Linked DNA regions of Homo sapiens: regions 1 and 2 are each linked to region 3. Evidence: chromatin contacts called from ENCODE Hi-C or POLR2A ChIA-PET data. All regions are on one chromosome and are shown on one strand. The core of a region is the stretch at or near the end of the contact, and the rest is flanking DNA. Distances in the headings are between cores, read along the strand shown.

Region 1 (2,995 bases), core at 60-2,559, 140 kb after region 3:
CAGGCGTGAGCCACTGCGCCCGGCCTAATTTTCTTAACAAAACAGTAAAAGGTAAGGTAAAGTAGTAGTACTTTGAAGAGCAGTACTACTACTCTTCATACTCTTCATTAAAACATTAAAAATTATTAAAGTTAAAAAATGTAAACTTACAATGATTTTATTACGTCACATTTAATGTAATTTCAGCAAACAACTGTCATTCATGTTTAGCAAGATAAATACAGAATTGCTAAGCAGAAAGGAAATATCACATGGAAGATGAGTGGGAGGTGTACTTTTTTGAACCATGTGAATTTTTTAACCATATGCATTTATTATCTAGTCAAAATATGCAATAAGATTTAAAAAAATTAAGTCAATGCGAGTCTACGAGTAGACCACATTGTCAACATTATTTGTTGGGGTTTAGTGGATGACATTTTTCTCTTTATCTCCATTTTTGGCATAAGTTTGTGTGCAATAATAAAAAGATTTCAAAGCTTTAGGTTTTTTCAAGTAGCAAGTGATTAGTAGTGTACCTATAATGTAGGTGATTATACATTCTGTTAATCCTTACCCAAAAAAGGATAGGCAACATAAAAAATATATAAATCTACTAGTTGTCAACATTGGGTGAATAATCTATGTATGAATACCAGTTGAAACAAAATTACTGACAATTCAAAGAAAAACATGGAAAAGTACATTTTAAAATTTAATCAATTAGTTTACCATCAATATTACAGTCTATTTTCTTAACTTTGCAATTCTTATCTACCTGCTGCCTTGTCAGCACCCAAAATTCAACACTTCTAGATTAACAAATATTAAAAAGTTGGGAGGCTCACATGTATCTGTTTCAGAGTCTCCAATGTGACCTCCTCATTCTAGTCCTATCTCTCTGAGCCATGATGCACACTCACTAAAATTGAATTAACACCTGCAATATAGGATTTCCAATGAGTGGAAAGTCCACACTAAAATTTTAGTCATCTTTAAAAGCTTATACATATGAATAAAAGGCTGTAAAGCTCTTGCAGATTAAAAAATACTCTGTTTTCAAATCTTTTTTTTTTTTTTTTTTTTTTGAGATGGAGTCTCGCTCTGTCACCCAGTCTGGAGTGCAGTGGTGCGATCTCAGCTCACCGCAACCTTGCCTCCCGGGTTCAAGCAATTCTCCTGCCTCAGCCTCCCGAGTAGCTAGCACTGTAGGGATGGCCACTGCGCCTGGCTAACTTTTGTATTTTCAGTAGGGAAGGGTGAGTCAGCATGTTGGCCAGGCTGTCTTGAACTCCTGACCTCAAGTGATCCACTCCCCTTGGTCTCCCAAAGTTAAGGGATTACAGGCCTGAGCCACTGTGCCTGGCCTAAAATTTTTCATTTTTCATGTAAATTAAAGCTAATAAGGGCCAGTTTTTATTCTCTAACCAAGACCTTTTAAGTTAAATTGATCTTTAACTACACACACACACCCCTGCCCAAGGGTACAGTTCTACTTTCTACTAGTAGTAACTCTCCTTTTCCACTTTAATTTTGAGGAAAATTATTTACACAGCTGACCCTTGAACACAGGTTTGAAATGTGTGGGTCCACTTACATATATGGATTTTTTTTCAATAAAATTTTTCAGAGATTTCAACAATTTGAAAAAACCTGCAGATGAAACACATAGACTAGAAATATCAAAAAGTTAAGAAAAAGTTAGGTTTATGTCATGACTACATAAAATATATGTAGATTAGTCTGTTTTATCATTTACTGCCATAAAATATACACAAACCTATTATAAAAAGTTAAAATTCATCAAAACATATGCACACAAACCTTAAGACCAGACATAATACCACTTGTAGTCAAGATAAATGTAAACAAATGCAAAGATGCAGCATTAAATCATAGCTACCTAATATTAACTGTAGTACATACTATACTACTGTTAAAATCTCATAGCTAACTTCTGTTGCTACTGCAGTGAACTCCAGGGTTGCAAGAATCTGTTTAAAACACTGTGTGACACTAATCATCTCTGTATGATCAGCTCATCTCTCCAGTAAATTGTGTATTGCAATCAAAAGCTATCTCTCTCACGGCTCTTGTGTGTTTTTCTTTTCTTTTCTTTTTCTTTTCTTTTTTTTTGCGACAGAGTCTCCCTCTATCATCCAGGCTGGAGTGCAGTGGCACGATCTCGGCTCACTGCAACCTACGCCTTCTGGGAAAAAGCGATTCTCCTGCCTCAGCCTCCCGATTAGCTGGGATTACAGGCACGTGCCACCATGCCTGGCTAATTTTTTTATTTTTAATAGAGACAGGGTTTCACTGTGTTAGCCAGGATGGTCTCAATCTCCTGACCTCATGATCCGCCCGCCTCGGCCTCCCAAAGTGCTGGGATTACAGGCGTGAGCCACCGTGCCCGGCCCTCTTGTGTAGTTTTCATTGTGTCTAGTGCAATGCCGTAAACCTTAACACCATGAGACCCATATGAAGTGCCAACAGTGATGATGGAAGCGCTTTCAAAGAAAGAAGTCATAGACATTATAAGAATAAAGTGACTTGCTTGATATGTACAGTAGATAGGTACAGCTGTAGCTGCTGGCCATTTCAGACAGATGCTTCATCTTGTAAACAGCAACATAAATGTATGGTACCAATAAATACAGTACAGTACTGTAAATGTGTTTTCTCTTCCTTATGATTTTCTTGATACATGTTCTTTTCTCTAGTTTACTTTATTGTTAAGAATATACTATATAATACACATACAAAATATGTGTTATTGCCTGTTTATGTTGTGGGTAGGGCTTCTGGTCAACAGTGGGCTACATTATCGAACGGTCAACTGTATCCTTAACTTTTTTTCCTCAAATACAACTTTCAACAATTCTAGCTTTAGCTAAAAAACTTTAGCTAAACTAAAGAACTTCAGCCATTACTCTTTCAGCTCCTTTATGTTCACAGACCAGGAGGTAGACCTCAGAAGTATATTTAGTGTTCCTCCTAATATTCCTTCCAGCCCCCT
Region 2 (2,837 bases), core at 337-2,836, 160 kb after region 3:
CAAATTTCCTCTATGAAAAATCTGCATGCTATTGGAATATATTTTTAATTTTACAAGTACCTATAAACAACTGACTAGTTTCAATAGTATCTGTATCTCATAGTTAAGCATACATAATTCTCAAACTATTCTTCAAAAAGATATATGTTAAAAATAGTAAAAGCATAAGGACAGTAAAGAAAAACTGAATGTTGTTAATCTACTTGGCCAAATGCTTACTAATTTTTTTTTAAACCAGACCTTACTCCCTGTTGAAAAGCCAACGATCACCTTTTTCAACAGTCTCTCAGATTGCAAGTTTTAATTACAGTATGAGAGTAATGAAAGAATAAGTAAAATCAATACAGAATAGTAAAATGCTGACTTGTCATTACTAGAGTATGCTAATATTTGTCTTAATAGCAGTGATATGTTAGTATGTACTGGCTTTCTAATGATTAACAGGCCATGTTTACAAACAATAAAAGGCTCAGAAAGAGATCTTACATATCAGTGTGGTTAGCAGTACCCTGGTAACTCCAACTACTATGCAAAACAAATTTTTTAAAAATTACTTAAAATAAACTCTTAGCATTTTAAAACAAATAAAGGTCCATAGCTCCTTAACCTGCAATTTCAATATCCCAAAAGTTCAAAACATCTAAAATTTTCTCTTAAGTTTTATGGCAAACTCAACTACAGCAAATCCTGATCTGAAGTAATAAGATTGTACATAATATTTAATACACTTAGAGCGAAGAGTAAAACATTTCATTTCAGGTACTGACCCACACCCCACTGGGGTGTTTATGTAAAAGTATATTTATCTGTGCTACCTTTTGAAAACTAAAATTTCTGAAAATGGAAACATACTTGGCCCCAAGAGTTTCAAATAAGTGATTGTGAACCTGTATTGTACATTTAGAAACCCTGAAAAACATCTATATAGTTTCTTCTCTACCTTAAAGGTAATTCAAAACCAAATTCACATGAAGGTTTAACTAATTATAAATAAACTACAATCCATTGGTTTCTAACTGGTCAGACCTAAAATAAAACAACTTTCATACTACCACTCAAAACAAAACAAGCTTTTCCTTTTTAGTACAATTTAGTATATTGAGTTTTTCTAGAAAGAAAATGCATTTAGTAATGACATATGCACATATATGCATCCTTGCTAGTAATTTCATACCCACTGACATGAAAAACAGGAAAAAGAGGACTGACAAGACAGTCACATTTTACACTTTCTTTGGTACTTTTAAGATAAAAGGGGAGAAATTGTCAATAGTGAAGAATTCATAATGGAATATTTTATAAGGAATCAGAGATGTAGGACTAGGAAACACAATCTAAGAAGCTGGTCTCAGGACAACACAACAGAAAATAAACATTAGTTTTGTGCAGCTTCAGTTCTCTAAACTTCCCCTACTTTCTCAGGATCCCAGAACATGTGGTTTGACGAACACTCCTTAAGACTGCTTTAATAAAAATGCCTCTCAAATATTACTGTTAAGAGGACTATATGGACGGAAAGTGGAAGTAATGACTACTAAGTGTCAACCAGATGAACACACCTTACAAAGAGTTTCCACTTTTTTTTGTTTCATCCTCACAATCACGTGATAACTGTTATTATCTCCATTTTATATATGAGAAAGCTAAGACTTAAGAGCATTAAAAAACTTGCCCCAAATAACAGTATACAAATGAAAGAGCCAGAACTCAAGCTCAGTATCTCTGATTACAAAAGTCAAACTTTTTCTACTACTGTTCCATAATTCTACTTATAATAAAAAAAAAGTTTTAAATACAAAAGCAGTAACAAATTTCAGTCAAAGCCAGCATTCCTACAAGAGCAGTATCTGTCATAAATCACAGAACCAACAGTGACAGTAAAAAGCAAGGAAAAAGTTATGAAAATCTTCACAGGTAAGCATAGGAAATATGGGAGCAAATATGCTGGGACTAGTAATGATAAATATGCTCAGGGAATGGGGGTTGGTAGGATAAGGATGAAGACTTTCTTCTTAAATTAAAATCTCTGATAAATGCCCTCCTTCCACCTATACCTACTGACAGTTTCTTTTAAATTCTTTGTGGTTTGGTAGTGATAAGTCTCTCAACAAACTAAAATTAAAGATACACAAATGGCAAATGGGGTTTAGCCATTTAAATTTAACCATTTATGCTTCCTTATAACTAAAACTCAAAAGATACCAGTACCTCATATTGGTTTATATGAGACAAGAGAAATGAATAAGCATTTAAAGAATGAGTTTTTATGAAACAAGAGGCAGAAACTGAAGGAATAAGATTAACAGGAAAAGCTTCCAGAGAAGTGAGATTTGCCATAGAATCAGCTAGGTAGGCAGGTCTCTTCTTTACTCTCTTTGATGAAGCTATCACCATCTTACAAAAGAAAACTTAATAGATGAAAATTAGTAAAGCTAAAGGTTTACCACAAAATGATAAAGTATGTCAAATAAAATATGCACTGAAATATAGTAAATACCTTTAAAAAATTGGTATACAGTGAAAACTTAAATTCCTCAAAGGCAAGAAGTATACATCTCTTTATTCACTATCTCCCCTTCCCCATTCCTACCAGATTATACAACAAGGAACAAAAATAAAATATACTTGTACAAAACAAACTGATTAATTCAATTAAGTAACAGTACACCTGAATTTGCTTAATGTTATGAATGCCTGAAGAAAACACAGATATAAACAGATACAGTTAATCAGAAAGGCCATATTAGGAACTCTTCTTCACCCATGTATATCATAATTGCTATAAAAGATTTAACATACTATTAAATGTGGGTATGCCTAGTGCAAATATTTTAAGA
Region 3 (2,736 bases), core at 204-2,703:
CTAAAGTCACCCGGCTAGCAAATCGTGGGGAAGACCTCCAATCAAGGTCAGCCTGATCCTCAGTCCCCAGCTCGCACAGCACTGCTGGCACAGTGCCAGATAATCATGCTCTCCTCTCACCAAGCAGTTGTCAGGGCTGTTGCCCTTGTCACACTTTTCTCCATGGGCAAGAGAGAAATCACAGTCACAGCACCCCTGTAGCCTACCGTCATGGGAATGTACCATCCTCCTACCTTGAATCCTGAAAGTCTGCAATCTAAGGTTTCACTCTATATCGGGGATAAGCTTCAGTTCACAAAACTAACACATGCTCATCTCACTACCTGGGTTAGGGCCCTCCTATGTATGTCCATCTGGCATGGGTGGATCACCCTGAGTAGTCTTCTCTGTGCTCCTGCGAGCACCCTCTCCTGGGACTGCACCCCATGCCTCTGTTTCTACACCACAAACACAGGACAAGTCACAGAGAGGTGTGCAAGAAATGGACTATTTGTTGAAGGAGTAAATAAATGACCTCTCTGTCCCTCAGGTTTTCTGAGATGTAGGCAGAGGGTCAGCCTCACTCTTGTGTTCTGTGAGATGATGGAAAGTATTACAGGCTTCAGGGACTGATCCACCTGGCTTTTCTAAACCCAAGCAGCACATACGTGATGAAGATGGAGCACCTGAGTCCTCCAAGCAGGCATTTCAGCTGAGGTTATTGGAAGAATGCCTTGCCACGCTTGTGCTAAAAAATCAGGGAGCAACCTGAATCAATAGCAAATTCCTAAAGATGTCTTCCCCTTCTAGTGAACTACATTTCAATCTATTTCATCATTTATGAGTTAACAGCTCTGGCTTCGGTATCAGTACACTGACCCATCACTCATTAGCTATATGATTTTGGAGCCACATGTCTGCTCGCTGAGCTCCAATTCCCTCATCTGTAAAATGGGGATCAGAATAACTACATCACAGGGTGGTTCTGAAGTTTAAGTGCATCAAGATACATAAAATACTTAAAACAGTGCCTGGCATACAATGAGCACTGTTATTAATATTTGTTGTATTGTTTTTTATAATATGAAAAAAATCACTTAATTGTCACAGATGTTAAAACAGAAGTTTTGCAGAGGCACATTCCAGAAGAAGGGCTAGATAAAATGCACAGAATAAGAGTTCAATAGGCTGTAGTGGTTGTTATTCACTATCTGGACCACACTGCTATCATAAGAACATGCTAGGTATGTGCTTCACGAGATGCAAAGATAATCCACAAAGGGCAGTTGGACTGTGCAGACACAGGGAAGAAGGGAGAAGGAGGTGATTTCAGACCCAGATTTCACAAAGAGCTGAGACAGCCAGCTATAGAAAGGTGTGAGTTGCGACTCGTGACCCAATACTTCCTGCCACAATACTGAGAACTCGTTTTCAACATGTTCTGTGGGCCCAGCCACAAGGGTGTTCCCTTCCACCTCCAAGCATGACTCTGATGATGCTGCCTGGGGCTAAAACAGGTAGTTGGTGAATTCTTCCTTTCAGTTCCAGTCTCCTGAAAACTCAGGTACCAAAAGTCATGCACAGTGCATCCCCTCAGAAGCTGTGAAATAGAAACTTTCAAAAGATAAGCTCATGTTTAACCACACAACCTGTGTCATTTCATAATTCTAAGCTTTCATAACCTGCATTTCCTGGGTAGCTGGCATTATGAAAGTGCCATGTAATATGCTCAACAAAGTCATAAGGAGGAATATGCAAGGTTCTTAGGTGAATTGAATCACTCTTCAAAGACTACACAAAGCTTAATTTGGAAAGATTGCAGGAGTTGCCTTCACTTCCTTGAATTCTCACTTTAATCTCCACCTCCTACCACCTTGCCATCTATCTCTTCCCAGGCCTGATTTCACCCACCTGGCTTGGAGGTCCCTCTCCTATTTCCTAGAGCTGATTTCTCCATGAGGATACTTGGTCTCACTCATATCTTCACTGCCTGGAAAAGGAGCTTGAGTCTCCTGTTTTCTAAAAAGAAACAAGAAAAAAATACTACCCAGAAAACTTCCTCAACCCTACCGTCCCCTCAAGTGTCTCCTATTTCTCATCTTTTATTACCTCCCAGTGGGTTCACAAATGCTGACTATAAACTGGCTTCATCTAAGTCATCTGCAAAAACTCAGTTTCCTAGGCCTGTCAACTAAAGATTTGACTCATAAGGTCTGATGTGAGGTCTAGGAATTTGTAATTTTTAAAAACCCTCCAGGTGATTACAGTGTTCAAGCCAAGTTCAAAAAACCACTGGTCTATGTGTCCTCTATTTATTTCATTACCATTCACTCCAAACACCTGCTAAACTGATGCGCTCACTACTGAAATTGCTTTCTCAAGAGCCACCAAAGACTTCTAGTTGCGGTGTTCAGTGGCTTATTCTCAGTGCTCCTTCTCAGCTTCTCAGTGGCAATCCAGAAGGCAACAGTGCTCCACTTTGGCTCTCTCTCCTCCCTTTTCTGTTGGGAACCTTTTAACCCTACTACGACCACGCAAGCCAGTACGCCACATCTGCTGTGTCCACTTCCTCCTTCCACCCCCTGACGCGTGTGCACAAGCAAGATTCAGACAGTGGTTTTCTGCTGCTCCATCTTTGGAGATCTCATCCAGTCATATCATTTTACTGGGCCTTGAAACTGACTTCCAAATATGTCTCTCCAGTCACTGTGCATGACATTTGGTACCTGAGTTTTCAGGAGACTGGAACTACCAAAT

What was found. Hi-C counts contacts between places; a loop is a spot of excess contacts on that map. ChIA-PET counts read pairs that join two places held with the same protein, here RNA polymerase II (POLR2A). Pooled maps may share reads with other maps.
Region 1: a loop to region 3 is called in a map of CD4-positive, alpha-beta T cell, with 2.3 times the contacts of the local background. The contact joins two enhancer-like sites. A Hi-C loop is called at or near these places in 4 of 168 maps with a recorded cell type or tissue (CD4-positive, alpha-beta T cell, CD4-positive, alpha-beta memory T cell, naive thymus-derived CD4-positive, alpha-beta T cell and 1 more), 9 of 37 single-sample maps with no recorded cell type and 8 of 50 pooled maps. POLR2A ChIA-PET finds 5 or more read pairs at or near these places in 5 of 52 experiments (OCI-LY7, T-cell, WTC11 and 2 more).
Region 2: a map of natural killer cell shows a loop between it and region 3 (3-fold over the local background). The contact joins two enhancer-like sites. A Hi-C loop is called at or near these places in 1 of 168 maps with a recorded cell type or tissue (natural killer cell), 9 of 37 single-sample maps with no recorded cell type and 9 of 50 pooled maps. POLR2A ChIA-PET finds 5 or more read pairs at or near these places in 4 of 52 experiments (B cell, OCI-LY7, T-cell and 1 more).

Annotation. Positions count from the first base shown.
Region 1 is chr10:87,947,010-87,950,004 of GRCh38, reverse strand. The region is part of intron 5 of PTEN (phosphatase and tensin homolog); the gene reads right to left. Among named protein-coding and RNA genes, the nearest start is that of PTEN, 85 kb to the right of the region's middle. Within about 2 kb of position 1,309, at least 2 of the 41 ENCODE cell types and tissues checked have a DNase peak (open chromatin) inside an H3K27ac peak, as active enhancers do.
Region 2 is chr10:87,927,905-87,930,741 of GRCh38, reverse strand. All of the region lies in intron 3 of PTEN (phosphatase and tensin homolog), which reads right to left. Among named protein-coding and RNA genes, the nearest start is that of PTEN, 66 kb to the right of the region's middle. RefSeq lists a silencer at 1,507-1,606. Within about 2 kb of position 1,586, at least 2 of the 41 ENCODE cell types and tissues checked have a DNase peak (open chromatin) inside an H3K27ac peak, as active enhancers do; they include B cell, where a contact is called at or near this core.
Region 3 is chr10:88,090,533-88,093,268 of GRCh38, reverse strand. All of the region lies in intron 1 of LOC105378415 (a long non-coding RNA gene), which reads left to right. Among named protein-coding and RNA genes, the nearest start is that of PTEN, 230 kb to the right of the region's middle. RefSeq lists an enhancer at 1,425-1,474. Within about 2 kb of position 1,453, at least 10 of the 41 ENCODE cell types and tissues checked have a DNase peak (open chromatin) inside an H3K27ac peak, as active enhancers do; they include B cell, where a contact is called at or near this core.